Regions from separate parts of the Homo sapiens genome. Here region 1 is linked to region 2. Evidence: read pairs that join two places in POLR2A ChIA-PET (ENCODE). Cell type or tissue: Panc1. All regions are shown on one strand. Links, peaks and the distances in the headings refer to the core of each region. The heading gives the core; the rest is flanking DNA. Region 1 holds the start of ARHGEF25 (Rho guanine nucleotide exchange factor 25). Region 2 overlaps R3HDM2 (R3H domain containing 2).

Region 1 (8,846 bases), core at 425-8,424, 190 kb before region 2:
GTCCCCCAGTCCACGACCCCAAAGCCCGGGGGGTGGGGTGCAGTGAGGGTGGGTCTCCCTTCTTCAGTTCCTCCTATTGTTCCGCAGAAGTCTTATCTGGGCGCTACATCCTGTACCCCCCTTAGGAATCCCTCCCTATTATCGGCTAAAGGGACCTCGGGCCCACAGGGAGGCTCCAGGTCTCCTCCTCACCCTCCCACCCCAGCAGTCTATTGTCTGTTGAGGAAGCCCAAGTGCACGTGACTGAGCCCAAGGGACGAATGGATACAGTGGACTCGGAGATGCATTAAGGACCCAGGACAGGGCATCTGGACATGGCTGTGTGAATGTTTGGCTCGCTCTGTTCCAGCGGCTCTCCCAGAAGTTGGGAGGGGTGAAGATCCCCTTGGGCTGTCCGCTCTTGGGTCCATGGCTTGAAGAAGAATCCCCTTCTGCTCACTATGAACATGGCTTATGACCTCGCAGAGAGCAAAGATAAGGAGACCCAGAGCCAGGAAAAGGTCTCAGCCCCCAGGATCCTCTCCACCTTCCCATCCTCCCTCAGCTGAACATGGTAGCCTCAGAAGGAAAGGTACATTGGCATTTTGTGCTTTCGTATCTGGGTGTTGGGGGAATGGTGAGAAGTCACACTGCATTGGGCTTTCTGGTGGGGTCTAGACCAGAGGGTGGGTAGGGAAAAAGAAGGGCTGGGTAAAGAGGATACATCAAGAATCTAGGGCTGGCCAGATGCAACGGCTCATGGCTGCAATCCCAGCACTTTGGGAGGGCAAGACTGGTGGATCACTTGAGCCCAGGAGTTCAAGACCCTGGGCTACATAGTGAGACCCTAACTCTACAAAAAAAAAAAGGGAAGAAGAAGAATCTAAGGGCTTTCCAGTGGTTCCATGCCTCAGTCTTTGTCCCTCAACTGCTGCAACTGCAGTTGAGGGACAAAGATAGCAACATCTTTTATCTTACACCCTGTCCCCTTCTCCTTTCACCAGACCCCCTCCTCCAATGGCTGGGGCCAACCGATCTCTTCCATATCACTTCACCCCACCTACCCCCACTACAGCCTCCCCTTCCCTCTGCCAAGACAGCAGCCTCGGTGATATAACAAAACCTTTATTCTCAGAAAACAGGAAAAACAAAATTAAAAAACAAAACCAATAATTTCTATCTGGCCCCTGCCCCAGCCCTCCCACCCACCCACATATCCTCCTTTTGGGGGGACCATGATGCATGCATAGGGATGGGAGCTGAAGGAAACTGTGTTCCTTGGGCAGAAAAAAGTCCTTGGGTCTAGGTGTTCTCCTCCAAGTTGATATCCCTCCCAGCCTTGCCCACCCTCCAGACACACCAAGAAGGAGGAATTCTGGAGCAGTGCCAGAAGGACTGCCCTGAAGCTCCTTGGGGAATAGGCGGCTGAGTCAGCACCACCCCCATGGTTTTCACCAGTTACAGCTCATCTTCATCCAGCTTGGCAAGTCTGGCTTGGCAGGGAGGGGTTTTTGGAGTTGGAGAGACTGGAGGAGAGTCATGGGGAGCCTGGGGGATGTCACCAAGGGCCTGAAGAAAAGATTCAAGTCAGAGGATCAAAAAGGCCAGAAATCTACCCTCACTTCTCTCTTTTCAGTTTAAGTCCCTAGCCAAGCCACCTCCTCTTGCTAGATATCTTAGACTGTCTGAGACTATCAGCTTCTCCAGAGTTAAAATAGAGGGGAGAAGCGTAAGGGATGGGAAGTAGGAAGGACCAGATAAAAGGAAGGAATGATATGGGGAGGGAACTTGGGGTCCCAGAACAAGAGAGGCTCTCCCCTTTTTATCCCTACAATGAGGGAGCTCTATTCGTCATACCTGTTTATCCAGTGGCAAGAGGGCTCTGGCCACCTCCCCTTTGGGTGACAGCAGCAGAGAGGGGAGAGAGCCATTGATGGGTGTGTGTGTGCTGCCCTGGGCCTGATCTCCAAGCTGAATTCTTCCAGGGCTCCCCACTCCAGGCCCTCTTGGCCGCCCCAGGCTGTTGGTCTGGCTCTCCCGTCTCTGGTACTCAATGGGTGACTGCAATGCTGGAGCAAAGAGAGGAACAGAAGGAGGGTTACCGCAGAGACAGGTCTGCTCCCTAGGGCCTGTATCATTCTCCCACTTTGCCCTCCCTCCCTGTCAGCCAATGTCAATTGCTTAGGGCTTTAGGGGATTCTATCAAATTTTGAGCTAGCAGTGGAAAAGGGGATGGGCCATGGTCAGAGGGTAGGTACTGGAGACTGGGCAGTGAGGGATTCAGGAGGTTAAGGGGCTGAGAGAGCACATCGGGAAGAAAGGATGAGAGCTTCACCGTTGAGGAAGTCCCGTTGGCTCTCCAAGATCTGAGCCACATGCTTGATCCAGGCCTGACTGATAGCAGGGTCTGCAGCCTGCAGGACATAGCGCTGGATCCCACCCTCTGGCCCTCTGGAGGTCAGTGCAAAGCGGCAAGGGTCACCTTGGAGGTTCCCCTCCAGTCCCAGGCAGCTCACCTGAATTGGCAGATAGGAGACAGCCCCCAGATTCCTCAGGCCCTCCCTGGCTCCTCTGAGACATCCTCTCAGAGGCCTCATGCCCTCTCTCTCTCCAAGCCCTCCCTCGTGGCCTTCTCCCCACCTTAATGCTGTTCTTGTATACATATCCAGGCTGTGTTCCACCTCTCACTCCTCCTCCCAGGGCTTCACTGAAGATGATGATTTGCTCAAAGAGGAAGACGCGCCTCTCTCGACCTCGGGAAGACAGCAGCCCTCCAGCCTCAGGCTCGGTGACCCAGAAAGTGTCCTGGCCCAAGAGCTTCCCCTGAGCAGTCAGTTTGCCCTGAAACCAAAAGGATAGTGGCCTTGGAAAAAGAACAAGAAAAAGGACAATTCTCTGCTCCTCCCTTCCTCGCCTGACATGCCCAACCAACCATGGGGTCAGCCCCAGGAGAAGACAACTCCCCATAAGGACCTCCTGAATGCTAGGGCTGGGGCAGAAGAGCATCGGGCCTCCAGTTTCTTGCCCTATCTCCGTACCTCAAATCCCCGCAATCTCCCCAGCGTCATCATATCGTTGCAGCGCTTGGGCACAAAGCACATGACCTCCACAGCTTGCTGGGACACAGGTGAGGGAGGCGCATTGTTGGGCGAAGAGAGTCATTATTGGGAAAGAGGCCTCCTCGGCCAGTTGCCTCTTCAGACGGTATCTCAACCCCAACCAGCCTCCCCCTAAAAACCAGACAGCTGTAAACCACCCAAGGGGCTGGGGGAACCCATGAGATACTAGGAGGATAAGGAGCACATGGTGTGTCCTGGAAGATCTGGGGTCCTCACCTCTAGGTCTGCAGTATCCATCCCAGCTCTATTGTAATACTTGAGAAAATCCTAAGACAGAGAGAAGAAATGCTCAGGGAGGTCACGAGGACACCCTTAGAAGCTCTCACATCCTCCCCTGAGGACACCAGTGAGGGCCCTCAGGAAGTCTGGGGGAGCCCTAAGAACCCTGGGGAGATGAATGAGGAAACAGCTGTGCCAGCCAGCTGTGCCCCCAGGAAAAAGGGGGTCCTGACCTTGAGCAGCAGCTGGTATTTCATGATCCGCTGCACAGGTTTGATGAGGAGGTCGTTCAGCTGCAGGCGGTGCCCCAGCTGCTGCCGGAGCTCCTGGGGACAGGGACAGGGTGGTTATGCAGCCTGGAAAGCCCCAGTTCTGTCCTCCTTCCCACCAAGACATCTCAGCTACTGACCTCAAAGTAGCTGTCCCCAAACTCTGACACCACATGCTCTGACTTGGGCTTATTCTGACAGTACACCACATACATATGCAGCCGGCGCTCCTAACAGGGGTAATGTTTAAGAGAGAGCAGGGTGGGCAAGGAGGGAGGACGCATCTCCAGAGAATCCCAGCCCATTCCTAAGCCCCGCCCCAGGCCCTGCCCCCTCAAGCCTCACGTGTTTGATGAATAGCTGAGCCAGCCAATCAGGATCTTTCAGACACCGTTGTAGCTCTTGCAAGAAATAGCTGGAGGGGTTGGTAGAGAAGCAGCAGGTCAAATACATTTCACAACCCCCACCTCGCCCACTCCCAGCAGTTTCGAGCTGTCTGCCCTGGTAGTGTGCCCTACAAAACTTCTCCAAACATTCCTTAAGTCGCAATGGGCTGATGTTAGGATACAGGACAACCAGATGAGGGCCCCTCTCCAGCACCTAGCTGTCAGAGTTCCACCACTCACTCTCGGTGCCACTCATAGATTTGCTGGATATTCCCAAACACAATCCTGTCACGGCCTCGAAGACTCTCGGGGACCCCCTGAGCAGCCATGGTGGCCATATAACCCTGTGGGAAAGTTGAGGTTGGGTCATGAGCATGTGGTGGCCCTCTCCCCACCTTAATGGTGCTCCTGTACACAAATCCAGGGTGTGTTCCACCTCCCCCTCCCTGGTGGGAGCCGCCCTGCCCCCAGAGTAGGAAGGTCCAGGAGTGGGGAGGCTTGAGAGGTGGGACAGAGGAGCGCCCAGGCACCTCCTGAAAATAGCCCTGGGCAGATGGAAAAGCAGGCAGGAGGGGCTGGGAAGGGGTAAAGGGAGCTACCTCCACAATCTGCCCCAAGTCGTCCACGTACATTTTCTCTGTTTCTACCAGTTCACTCAGGACATACCTAGGATGAAAGCAGGAGGAGGCCCCCACTTCAGCGTCGGAGCTCATCCTTGGTTCAGCCCGTTCCTCCCTCCTCCCCTTTATCATCATAGCCAACCTTGGAGGAAATTCCATCTAAAATGTGAGGGACAGTCTTCTGGAAGTTGTGCAACTGCAGGGAAGGGCTGTGGACACTTACATACTCCTTTCCAGAGCCTTCTTCTTCTGTTCCTCCTCACTCTCAGGGGCTTGGGACAAAGTCTCCTCTTCAGGTGGCTGGAAGGAAAGAACATCCTAGGGTGAGCAAACGAATGCCCCTTGAGTGAAAGGAGCCTCCCCAGAGCCTGTCCTCACACCTGCGTCTTATCTCCAGGGCCCTCCAACAGTGTGGTCAGCAAGGTCAGTTCCGGCAGCTCCTCTCCTGTGGCTAGAGCTGGCTCCAACATCCAGTTCTGGGGGCCAGAAATCAAGTGTCAGAGGTCGGGGACAGTAGCTGGGTGGCCCCAACTTGCCCTCTCTGCCAGTGTCCTTCATAGATGTCCCACATGCTTTGGTGCCGTTCCCTGCTCACCTCATATGGTCCTGCCTGACCACTGTCTGCCTCAGTTTCCACACTGAGACAATGTTTGGAATGATCCAACCATCTCCTCAGGCCACTGACGGGCCCTGGGGGGCCTGGGGAACAGGGGCCAGAGCTGAGGCCAGAGCTGGGGCCAGAGGGGGCAGCCAGACCGGAGGCAGCAGAAGCCGATATACTCCCCTCACTGCCCGCAATGGAATAGGATTCTAATGGGAGGAAAAAGAGAGGAGGTGATAGACCTTGCCCCAGCTCCAGACTCAGGGTCCCCAGGGAACTCCCAGGGTCTTCTCTTCATGATGCTCAGCCTCTCTCTCCAAGGGCTCACTCTCTTGCCATCCTCATTTGAGTTGGCCAGGATAGAAAATTTCACCAGGGCACCCCTGGGAGAAAGCACAGTAAGGTAAACGCCTGGCTCTCCAGGCCTGGAACCCCCAGTTACATGTGGAGGTTCCCCATATCCTGAGCATAGCATAGATATGGGGGTGGGGGCAGCCATCTGGGCAGACATTGGAAGCTGGGGGTGGCCATCTGCTCTCCTACAACCCTCCCTCTTTCAATGGGTACAGACCATTCTCTGGGAAGAGGGGAGGATGAGCTGGGTCCATCTGCCACTCCCAGTCCCCTCCTCCACCAATTGCAGTAATCACTATAAAAAGAAAAGACTTCTGCAGCCCACCTCCCCAACACATGCGTAGACCCAATAGAGGAGGCCAGTGAGGAGGGTCCATCAGGGTTATCGTTGGCCTGTGCTCAGCGACAGAGAGCTGTGATTCCTTATAAAGCCCCTTGTAGAACCACCTCATTCTCATTCCTCCATTCTCCTGTCCCTCTTCAGAAGTAGATTCTTAGCAAAAGGTTTGAGGAAAATAATCGGTTCTAGGCCTAAGGGGATTGTGGGTGGGTTTTTCTCAAACCCATTTGACAAAGGGAAAGAGATGAGTTCCCTGCCCCTTCCCCTATTTCCTTAACTTGAACTAACAGAAATTTGGAGGCAGAAGGGACCTTAGGGATCACTTAAGAAACCACTTTCCTGGAAAACACATACAGTCTCCAACCCTAAATCCCAAGGGCCAGGGCAAACAGATGCCCTGAACCCCCAGCCCGCCCCCCACTCAACACTGGACCCTCTCGACCTGGCACTCACCACGTCCCCCCCGGGCGAAGCAGCAGCCGCATTTTGCCAGCACTTTTCGGATCACACGGGGACAGGCACAGCGACCCCCTTTGTGCCCCCCCCGCATGGCGCCCGGGCCCCCCCGCGCCCCCCACCCGGGCCGGCCATGCAGGGGGAATCACGGGGGGCGGGGCGGGGACGGCGCCGGGCGCACACCCCCCCTCCCTCCTACCCCGGTCCAGGCTGTGGGAGGGGGGGAGGGAGGGGACCGGGAGGAGGTGTCCAGGGGTAGGCGGAAGTCTAGTCTTGAGGAGGGCTGGGGGCTCTAGAGAGAGAGAGGCGCGGGGCCCGGCCGCCGGGCTGGGCGGGGAGGGTTTCCGGAACCCTGTCGGTGCGGGGGCCTAGGGTCCAGATGTCCAGTGGAAGGGGGAGGGATGGTAGGGGAGGCTGGGCCGGGATGCGGCAGCCGCTCCAGCTGTCTCCGGCCTCTGGTTAGGGGTGGCTCTAGGCCCGGGCCGGGGAGGAGGCGAGGGCCGACCCCCGAGCCACTGGCGCTGTGCGGGTCCCAGCGGAGCGGAGAGCTGAATAACAGGCCTGGCCGCGGGGCCGCCACGAGGCGGGGCCTCTGCGGCCCAGCTCCGCCCTCTCCATCGCGTTCCCCCTCCTGCCTGCGCCGGGTTCCCGCCCCGATCGCCCCTCCCCCAGACACCACCACGTTCCCACTCCACGTCCCCAGCGCTTTTTCCCCTCCCCAGCCCGTGCTCCCCTGCCCCGGGGTCCCCCTCCCTCTCGCATCCCGGGCTCTGCGGAGCGCTGGGGTCGGGGTTCAGCCTGTCTGCAGGGTCTGCCCAGGTCTCCCCTTGGCCTCTGCGATGAAGGAGGACTCAGTGGATGGGGCCTTGGCCTGTGCGAAGATGTTCTGGGTTTGGGGCTGTCCCCGGCCGAGTGGACAGAGGCCCCCTGGTACGGGGTGCGTGTATGGGGAGTCTTTTGTGGGTGAACACAACCCAGATGCCGCCCTCTCTCAGGACCCTTCTTTCCTCCAGGCCCCGGGACTCCAGCTAAGACTAATCGCCAATTAAGGCGAAGTCCTGGAGCCCGGGCTGGCGAGGGGCCAGGGGTGGGGCGCGGGGACACTCTGCCTGCGAGGGCTCGGGATCGACTGGGATGGGGGACACACATTGGACTCGAAGGCAAGAAGAGTGGAGGTCTCTGCGATTAAATGGGTCTCATGCAAATTAGATGCGAACTTTATGCTAATAAGAATAGAATATTTTTGAATTCGCCACTTGGCGCAGGATAGCAAACTGTGCCCCACCCCACCCCCAGCTTCTTACCGGGCTGCAGAGCCCCGGCGAGGACCTCATGTTCGCGATCCCTTCTGTGATCTCCCTCCGTACGTTCAGACTCTGGCTCGGTACCCACCAACCCTAGAGGGCTTCTCCTTGGGGGCTGCGGGGACAGAACCACTGTAAGGAACCTGCCCTCCTAGGCAGCCCTGACCTCCCCCTTCCCCTTCTCCTACCTGTCAAAACCCACATTGTTATAAAAGGCTCGCCCAGAACGGGGCTATGGCCCTCGTAATAGAATTCATGTATTCCTGCGACTGCCCCGCAGAACTCGTTTTCGGATAAGTTGAGTTGTGGGTGCAGCCCTCCTGAAGGCCCCGAAAGACCCCCGACCCCACCGCGAGCCCCCATTCTTACCCCCTCCTGCCCAGGGAGGGCGCATGCGCGCAGCATGCCCCCCATGACCCCCAGTATCCGGTCAGTGCGGCCAGGGGCGGGGCGGTCCGGGGGCTTCATACTGAACCCCCACCCTGCTCCAAGTTTCAGGGTCGAGGGGGCACTGAAGCTGGGGGGCTTTGAGGCCTGCGCGCGTCCGGGGAGTTGCTGCTGCGGAATCCGCCCCCTGCCCGGCTCCGCCCCCACTCCCACCCCAGCCAAACTTCGCAGAGTGGCTAGGGTTGTTTTCTCTACAACCATAGTTGAACAACAAAAAAACACCCTCTTAATACTAATTCCAACATCGAAGTGACCCAGGGTTTCTCAGTGTTACTACAGAGCCCGCTGGTGCATCCCGTTTCCCCAGGTCCTCAGGAGGCAGAGGGACTGGGAGTGCACGCAGGGATCACCCCATCATCCCCTCTCCCCTTTCCAGCAGGTCCCTCTCCCCACCCCACCCCCACCCAGTCCCTGGAAAAGAACGGGTGTGGCATAAAGAGTTGCATATTTTACTTTATTTTTATTAAATTAAAAGCTACAGTCTGGCAGCGATTCCAGAACAGGGTAAGGAGGTTCCTCACAGGGGTCAGAGAAGAGCGGAGAAAGACAGACTGACGGAGACTGAGACACAGGAGAGAAAGGACAAGGTTAAGGGAGAACTGTATCTGATGAACACACACAGCCGGCTCCATGGCGGGTGACGGGGAGCTCACATCAGCCCAATTTCTCCTCCCCGGCACCCGAAGTTCAGCGGTGGAGCAGTATGTGGGGGCGGTTAGGAATCAAGAGACCCTCCCTTCCCCACCCTAGGT
Region 2 (8,846 bases), core at 600-8,599:
CTTTGGGAGGCCAAGGACGGGGCATCACCAGAGGTTAGAAGTTCGAGACCAGCCTGGCCAACATGGTGAAACCCCATCTCTACTAAAAATACAAAAATTAGCTGGGTGTGGTGGTACACGCCTGTAGTCCCAGCTACTTGGGAGGCTGAGGCAGGAGAGTGGCTTGAACCTGGGAGGCTGAGGTTGCAGTGAGCTGAGATCGTGCCACTGCACTCCAGCCTGGGCAACAGACTGAGACTTTGTCTCAAAAAAAAAAAAGCTTCAGGAGAGCAGGCATTTTTGTTTTATTTATTTTATTTTATTATTATTTATTTATTTTTTTTGAGACAGAACCTCTGTCTGTCGCCCAGGCTGGAGTGCAGTGGCACGATGTCAGCTCACTGCAACCTCCACCTCCCGGGTTCAAGTGATTGTCCTGCCTCAGCCTCCTGAGTAGCTAGGATTACAGGCACGCGCCACCACGTCCAACTAATTTTTGTATTTTTAGTAGAGATGGTGTTTCACCGTGTTGGTCAGGCTGGTCTTGAACTCCTGACCTGGTGATCCTCCTGCCTCGGCCTCCCAAAGTGCTGGGATTGTAGGCGTGAGCCTCTGTGCCCAGCCACATTTTTGTTTTATTAATTTCCGTATCCTCAGCACTTAGCACAGCACTTGATGTTCAGTAAAGTGCACAACAGATTTATTGACTGAGTAGGTAAGGAGGAGTTTTTTCCTTGAACTCTTTCCATGAATTTTTCATCGTGATTAGTTGTCCTTGGAAGGGTGGGATGGGTTTTCACTAGGAAAACCTGGTTTTCTAAGGTACTCATTGAGAGATGTTGAGATGTTTTTTCTGGGGATGTTTCTCTTTGGACAAACATCTCGTGCTTTGGGGCCATTGAATGAAAATACTCTGAGGGCAGAGAAGAGGATGGAGTGTGGAAGTCTTTGGTATTGGTAGTCTTATCTCAGATTTATTGTGGCTAGAATTTTTACCTACTTCATGCTCTTCCCTTGAGGTTTGTTCATGTCCCTTCCAAGACAAATATCACTCGTTACTTCTCTGACCCTACCTAGCTGAGCAGGCTGGTTCCACTTTGAGTTTTCAGTAGCCTGAAGATGTTAATATTTATAGTTCTGTCTTTATGGGCTAGTTCCTACCCTCAACCCCACCAATTCATGTAGAGACAGTTGAGCTTAAAAACTTTAAGAATAGGTTTCTCTAACAATGGTAGAATGTTCAGTTCTAGAGAACACTTGATCCTTTTTTCACAGATTGATTTTGGGGGGCATTTTTAGCAACTAAATCTATGCTAAGTTTGAGGATAAAAAGGAGCAGGCACCCTAAATTCTGTGGGTTATCCCTCATTTTATCTTTCCTTAATTAATTAATTAATTTATTTTTTTGAGATGGAGTCTCGCTCTGTCGCCCAAGCTGGAGTGCAATGGTGTGATCTTGGCTCACTGCAACCTCTGCCTCCTGGATTCAAGGGATTCTCCTACCTCAGCCTCCCAAGTAGCTGGGATTACAGGCATCGGCTACCACGCCTGGATAATTTTTGTATTTTTAGTAGATACAGGGTTCTGTCATGTTGGCCAGGCCACTCTCGAACTCCTAACCTCAGGTGATCTGCCCGCCTCGGCCTCCCGAAGTGCTGGGATTACAGGCATGAGCCACCGCGCCTGACCTATCTTTCCTTAGTTTCTTGGTTGGTACATTAGTTACCTCCATTGATCTTCCGGCTAGAGTAACCTGGATGAGATTTCTCTTTGGGGCGGTTTGGCTACTCTTCTTTAGCTCAGGAAGGCAAAGGGAGTGAAGTGTGCGTTTTTCGTTTTGAGAGAGTCTTGCTGTGTCTCCCAGGCTGGAGTGCAGTGTCCTGATTTCAGCTCACTACCACCTCCGCCTCCCAGGTTCAAGCGATTCTTCTGCCTCAACCTCCCAACTAGCTGGATTATAGCCACCCGCCATCATGCCCGGCTAATTTTTGTTTTTTTGTAGAGACAGGGTTTCACCATGTTGGCCAGGCTGGTCTTGGACTCCTGACCTCAGGTGATTCGCCTGCCTCGGCCTCCCAAAGTGCTGGGATTACAGTTGTGAGCTGCTACGCCCGGCCTGAAGTGTGCTTTTAACACTTTGTAGGAATGCTAGTGGCAAAGCTAAGGCTTTTGCTTAAACCTTTGCGAGGACATTGAAAGCTGCCAGGCCTAGGAGAGAACAGTTAATGGGAGGTGCAAGAATTGGGGATCTGCTATGCATTTGTCTGGACATAGTTCTGATATTATTAGTATAAAGAAATAACTGCATCTTCTAGAATTATATTAGTAGTTCTCATTTTGTGAATAATTTTTTTTTTTTTTTGAGACGGAGTTTCGCTCTTGTTGCCCAGGTTGGAGTGCAATGGCACGATCTCGGCTCACCGCAACTTCCACCTCCTGGGTTCAAGTGATTCTCCTGCCTCAGCCTCCCCAGTAGCTGGGATTACAGGCATGCGCCACCACACCTGGCTAATTTTGTATTTTTAGTAGAGGCAGGGTTTCTCCATGTTGGTCAGGCTGGTCTCGAACTCCCGAGCTCAGGTGATCCACCCACCTCAGCCTCCTGAAGTGCTGGGATTATAGGCGTGAGCCACCGCACCTGACTGAATAATTTCTTTTTATTTATTTATTTTTTTGAGACGGAGTCTCACTTTGTTGCCCAGGCTCATGTGACAAATTACAGTCAAAACTTTGTTTTACGTGCACCGTTATTAAAAATATTGTATAGGCTTGGCTTGGTGGTTCATACCTGTAGTGCAGCACTTTGGGAATCTGAGGCGGGAGGATTGCTTGAGCCCAGAAGTTTGCAGCTGCAGTGAGCTATGATTGTGCCACCATACTCTGGCCTGGGTGACAGAATGAGAGCCTGTCTCTTAAAAACCCCAAAAAGGCTAGGTTTTCAAAAAATACAGTTCATATTTTTGTTGGGCCTGTGTCTTTGTTGCGTATGACAATTGTAAGAATTTATGGTTTTTGTTTATGAGGAACAGTATGGGCATCAAGAAATCCTTGGTGTCTTGGAAAAGGGTGGGTCAGACTTGTGAAAGCTTACAGGATTAATAACAGAAGACTAGGAGGAAAGTAATTAAGGCAGTGACAATCCAAATTTAATGGTAGGTACATTTGAAATATATGGTCAGGTGTGGTGGCTCACGCCTGTAATTCCAGCACTTTGGGAGGCTGAGGCGGGTGGGTCACTTGAGGTCAGGAGTTCAAGACCAGCCTGGCTAACATAATGAAACCCCATCTCTGCTAAAAATACAAGACCTTAGCTGGGTGTTATGGTATCACATGCCTGTAATCCCAGCTACTCGGGAGGCTGAGGCACGAGAATTGCTTGAACCTGGAAGGCGGAAGTTGCAGTGATTGAGATCACGCCACTGTACTCCAGCCTGTAGCACTGTAGCAGGTGAATGTATACCCATGAGAAGTGTTCACTTACAGTTTCTTTGTTCCTTTTTTTTTTTTTTTTTTTTTTTTTGAGACAGAGTTTTGCTCTTGTTGCCCAGGCTGGAGTGCAATGGCGCGATCTTGGCTCACCGCAACCTCCGACTCCTGGGTCCAAGCGATTCTCCTGCCTCAGCCTCCCAAGTAGCTGGGATTACAGGCATGTGCCACCACACCTGGCTAATTTTGTATTTTTAGTAGAGATGGGTTTTCTCCATGTTGGTCAGGCTGGCCTCGAACTCCTGACCTCAGGTGATCTTCCCGCCTCAGCCTCCCAAAGGGCTGGGATTACAGGTGTAAGCCACTGCACCTGGCCTTTTTTTTTTTTTTTTTTTTTTTTAATTGAGACAGTCTTGCTCTGTTGCCCAGGCTGGAGTGCAGTGGTATGATATCGGCTTACTGCAACCTCCGTCTCCTGGGTTCAAGCAATCGCCTCAGCCTCCCGAGTAGCTGGGATTACAGGTGCCCGCCACCACGTCTGGCTAATTTTTGTATTTTTAGTAGAGATGGGGTTTCACCATGTTGGCCAGGGTGGTCTCAAACTCCCGGGCTCAGACAGTCCACCCGCCTCGGCCTCCCAAAGTGCTGGGCATGAGGCACCACGCCTGGCCCACTTAAAGTTTCTAATGCTGTTGGTAGAGACAGCTCCCAGCAACCATCAAAATCAATGGGAAGAATATGGGAGACCTTGTAAAATTTAACAGATCTCTTTTCTTTCTTTTTTTGAGACAGGGTCTTGCTCTGTTGCCCAGGCTGGAGTGCAGTGGCATGATGTCGACTCACTGCACCCTCCGCCTCCTGGGTTCAAGCAAGTCTCCCACTTTAGTCTTACAAGTAGCTGGGATTACAGGGGTGCGCCACCGTGCCTGGCTAATTTTTGCATTTTTAGTAGAGATGGGGGGTTTCACCATGTTTGCCAGCCTGGTCTTGAACTCCTGACCTTAGGTGATCCACCTGCCTTGGCCTCCCAAAGTGCTGGGATTACAGGCATGAGCCACCGCGCCCGGCCACAGATCTCTTTTCATCCTTTTCTTACTCTGTTGTTTTTGCAGCATTCATTACTGTTGACCCCTCTCCTTCTTCAAATATTTGGTGACGCTATACTTTTTTACTTGCTTTCCTGGCTCTTTTTCTCCTGCCCATTCTTCATTTATATATTTTTTTATTTTTATTTTTTATTTTGACACAGGGTCTTGCTCTGTTGTCCAGGCTGGAGTAAACTGGCATGATCATGACTCACTGCTGTCTCCACCTCCTGGGCTCAAGGCTCCCAAGTAGCTGGGACTACAGGTACACACCATCACATCCAGCTAATTTTATTTTTTAATTTTGTAGAGATGAGTTCTTCCTGTGTTGCCCAGGCTGGTCTTGAACGCTTGGGCTCAAGCAGTCGTCCTGTCCTGCCTTGGCCTCCCAAAGTGCTGGGATTGTAGATGTGAATTACTGCACCTGGCCCCTGTCCTTTAAATGTTCATTTTCCTGAAAGTTTCTGTTGTATTCTCCCTATCTCTCGTTCTTAAACCTAGTGGCATATGTATCTCTTGAAGGACTTATTAAGATTATGGCCTACAAAAACTCTTTATGATCTGGCCCCTGTCAGCCTTTCTGGCTTTTCCTTAACTACCTGGGAGTTAGCTAGGTGAAGTATGGGGAAGAAAGTTCTGGGGAGGCACTGCCTACGTAAATCATGGAGGTATAGAGCAAGGTAACAGAGTCTTTGCCAAACTGCACGGAATGGGATGAGGCTACATATGGGATTCTTGTGGGAATTACAGAAAAGACTAGAGAGGTACCTAGGTGCCTGATATTGAAGTCCTTATTTGATAGGCTAAAAAGTTCGAGTTTTGTCTTAAACTATGAAAGCTACTGAAGGATTTACTTTTTAAAAATATCTCTTATAGCAATTTGGAGACTGGATTGGAAAATAGACTGGAATTAGGGAGTCCAGTTTAGGGAGGATCACAATAATCTAGATAAGAAATAGGGTCTAAAGTAGTCATGCAAGTGCAGAGGGATAGATGGACTCAAAATTTTTTTTTTTTTTTTTTTTTTTTTGCTAGGCGGAGTCTCCCTCTGTCTCCCAGGCTGGAGTGCAGTGGCACATTTCGGCTCACTGCAACCTCTGCCTCCCGGGTTCAAGCGATTCTCCTGCCTCATCCTGAGTAGCTGGGATTACAGGTGCACGCCACCACACCCGGCTAATTTTTGTATTTTTAGTAGAGATGGGTTTCACCATGTTGGTCAGGTTGGTCGTGAACTCCTGATCTTAGGTGATCCGCCCCCCTTGGCCTCCCAGAGTGCTGGGATTACAGGCATGAGCCACCATGAGATATTTAATAGATAGGCTGGGTGTAGTGTCTCACACCTATAATCCAGCACTTTGGGAGGCTGAGGTGGGAGGATCTCTTGAGCCCAGTTCGAGACTAGCCTGGGGCAACTTAGTGAGAACCTGCCTCTAAAGAAATATAAGAAAAATTAGCTGGGCCTGGTGGCACACACCTATAGTCCCAGCTATTTGGGAGGCTGAGGTGGGAGGATTACCTAAACCTGGGAATCAAGGCTGCAGTAAGCCACAATCCCACCACATTGCACTCCAGCCTGAGCAATAGAGTGAGACCCTGTCTTTTACTACCCTTGATCTTAGCCAAAAGGCAGAGAAGTGATGACCCTGTCTTTAAAAAAAAAAAAAAAAAAAAAAGAGCTGGGTGTGGTCGCTTACGCCTGTAATCCCAGCACTTTGGGAGGCTGAGGTGGGCGGATCACCTGAGGTCGGGAGTTGGAGACCAGCTTGACCAACATGGAGAAACCCATCTCTACTAAAAATACAAAATTAGCCGGGAGTGGTTGTGCATGCCTGTAATCCCAGCTACTCGGGAGGCTGAGGCAGGAGAATTGCTTGAATCTAGTAGGCGGAGGTTGCTGTGAGCCGAGACACCAGCCTGGGCAACAAGAGCAAAACTCTGTCTCAGAAAAAAAAAAAAAAAAAAGAATCTGTTAGACATGGAGATGTGTACATGCGTGATTGACAAAGCTACAGAGCAAGAGAGAGGATAATAGTGGTAATGAGAAGGATGAGCTCTTGGATGACTTCTAGTTTTCTGGGTTCCATGCTAAGGTGGATAGTGACTTCCATTTATAAATTAGGGAATATAGGAAGATGCACGTTTGGGAACAAAAGATGAGATGTTTGGTTTTTGAATGGTTGAATTTGAGGTACCTGTGGAACCATATGGAAATGCCTGCTAGGTAGTTGGATATACCAGTCCAGAGTCAGAGAAGTTGGGACTGGAGAGAGATTTGGGAGTCAGCAGTATAGTAGTATATACGTTGTAGTTGAAGTGATGGTTTGGGTCAGCTAAGAGGCATGTTGAGACTGAAGAGCTGCAGGCTGAGGAGAGGACTTAGAGAACACTGGTAGTTAAAGGTGTGACTGGTGGAAGTGGAGCCCCAGAAGAAATCTGAGGAGGCCTAAAGATAGATGGAAAACTAGTAAAGCCTGGGCGCAGTGGCTCACGCCCGTAATCCCAATACTATGGGCCTAGGCGAGAGGATTACTTGAGGCCAGGAATTTGAGACCAGCCTGGGCAATATAATGAGACCTCATCTCTATTAAAAAAAAAAAAAAAAAAGAAAACCAGTAAAGTGTGTGTAATGAGAAGTAGGAGGAGTTTCAAGGAGGAGGAAGGCAGTAGTATCACAGGTGGTAGAAAGACCAAGTAGGATAAGGACAGAAAATAACTCACTGGATTTGACAGTCAGGTCATTGGTGTCTTCAGTGAGAGCAGGGTCATTAGAATGATGATAACATTTTGAGGAATAAATGGGAGGAGAGAAAAAACAAACTTTGTCTTTCAAGATGACTGCAAAGAGATGGAGAGAGAGGACAGTAATTAGAGGGAATGTGCAAGGAAGAGTTTTTTAAGATGACAAACTCGAGCATATTTATATATACAGGAGAATGAACAAGACAATACAGAGCCATGATAACAGAATGAAGTTCTTGAGCCTGCAGAGAAGATGCAATCTAAAGTAGGGGTAGAATTATTATCCCCTTCATTAAGAGAAGGAAAAGGTCAGGAAAGGGGTGGGGAGAAATGTTTGGTATCTAAACAAAGGAATTTGAGAGAGTTTCTGCCTTATGACCTTTATATTACTTGTGATGTAGGAGACTTATTTTTTTGGGTCAGGGAGCTGATGTCTTAGCGTAAGGCAGGTTGGTTGAATAGGGGCCTTGAGAAGAGAGGCAAGTTCGAATAGCTGTTGAGAGAGTGGGAGAGATAGCTGCTGAGGGTACTTGTATGGCTAGGCAGGCAAAGATATCATGGGGTAGTGTAAAGGTGGGGGAGCATTTCAAGCAGATACAATAGCCTGGGCAAAGACCTAGAGGTATTAAAGAATATGGTATGAGGCTGGGCACGGTGGCTTACACCTGTAATCCTAGTGCCTTGGGAGGTCAAGGCGGGAGAATTACATCATGTCAGGAGTTTGAAAGCAATCTGGGCAACATTGTGAGACACCCACCTCTACCAGAAGTTAAAGCAATTAGCTGGATGTGGTGGCATGCACCTTTTATCCCAGCTACTTGAGAGATAGGTGGGAGGATCACTTGAGCCCAGGAGTTTGAGGTTGCAGTGAGCTATGATTGCACCACTGTACCCCAGGCTGGTCAACAGAGTGAGACCCTGTCTCTAAAAAAAAAAAAAGATGGCCAGATACAGTGGCTCATGCCTGTAATCTCAGCACTTTGGGAGGCTGAGGCGGGCAGATCATGAGATCAGGAGTTCAAGACCAGCCTGGCCAACCTGATAAAACCCTGTCTCAACTAAAAATACAAAAAATTAGCCAGGCATGGTGGCACTTGCCTGTAATCGTAGGTGCTGGGGAGGCTGAGGCACAAGAATCTCTTGAACCCTGGAGGCGGAGGTTGCAGTGAGCCGAGATCACTCCACTGTACTCCAGCTTGGGTGACAGAGCAAGAATCCGTATCAAAAAAAAAAAAAAAAAGGAAAGGAGAATATGGATGGTATATATGGGGCAGTATTTTGAATGACTGAAGAGAAAGATATATTTAGGGCCTGATTTTATGGTGGGCTTTACAAGCTATATTAAGAAATTTGGCATATGAGACAAAGGTGAACTGAAGATTTTTAATCAGAGAAATGAAATGATTATTTTGTATTTTACAAAGGAAACTGGCAGCAATTTGAAGAAATACTTATACTGGATTTAGAGTAGAGGGAGTGACACTGGTTAGGAGGCTATTGTAGTCTATATAAGAGATACTGAGGCCGAGTGCAGTGACTCATGCCTGTTATCCCAGGACTTTGGGAGGTTAAGGCGGGCAGATCACCTGAAGTCAGAGTTTGAGATCACTATGGCCA

The links. ChIA-PET counts read pairs that join two places held together with the same protein. Peaks named below come from ENCODE experiments on the same cell type or tissue, not always from the same donor. Only the 100,000 strongest peaks of a DNase experiment are listed, where the experiment ranks them.
Region 1: POLR2A ChIA-PET joins it to region 2 with 20 read pairs; 2 of 35 experiments call an interaction of 5 or more read pairs at or near these places.

The regions. Positions count from the first base shown.
Region 1 is chr12:57,609,486-57,618,331 of GRCh38, reverse strand. ARHGEF25 (Rho guanine nucleotide exchange factor 25) reads right to left here and starts at 6,897. Exons shown (of 15, transcript NM_182947.4): 1 at 6,341-6,897; 2 at 5,188-5,402; 3 at 4,973-5,068; 4 at 4,816-4,892; 5 at 4,572-4,638; 6 at 4,213-4,316; 7 at 3,932-4,001; 8 at 3,727-3,816; 9 at 3,551-3,643; 10 at 3,315-3,365; 11 at 3,018-3,095; 12 at 2,620-2,820; 13 at 2,315-2,495; 14 at 1,837-2,048; 1 more. The coding sequence starts at 6,437. The coding sequence ends at 1,438. It overlaps DTX3 (deltex E3 ubiquitin ligase 3), which reads right to left. Exons shown (of 7, transcript NM_178502.4): 7 at 8,530-8,846. RefSeq lists a silencer at 6,485-7,004. In Panc1, for the core only: no CTCF peak of the experiment used is centred there; no DNase peak of the experiment used is centred there; H3K4me3 peaks cover 1,274 bases; H3K27ac peaks cover 301 bases.
Region 2 is chr12:57,418,768-57,427,613 of GRCh38, reverse strand. The region is part of intron 1 of R3HDM2 (R3H domain containing 2); the gene reads left to right. Among named protein-coding and RNA genes, the nearest start is that of R3HDM2, 7.9 kb to the left of the region's middle. RefSeq lists a silencer at 7,082-7,282. In Panc1, for the core only: no CTCF peak of the experiment used is centred there; no DNase peak of the experiment used is centred there.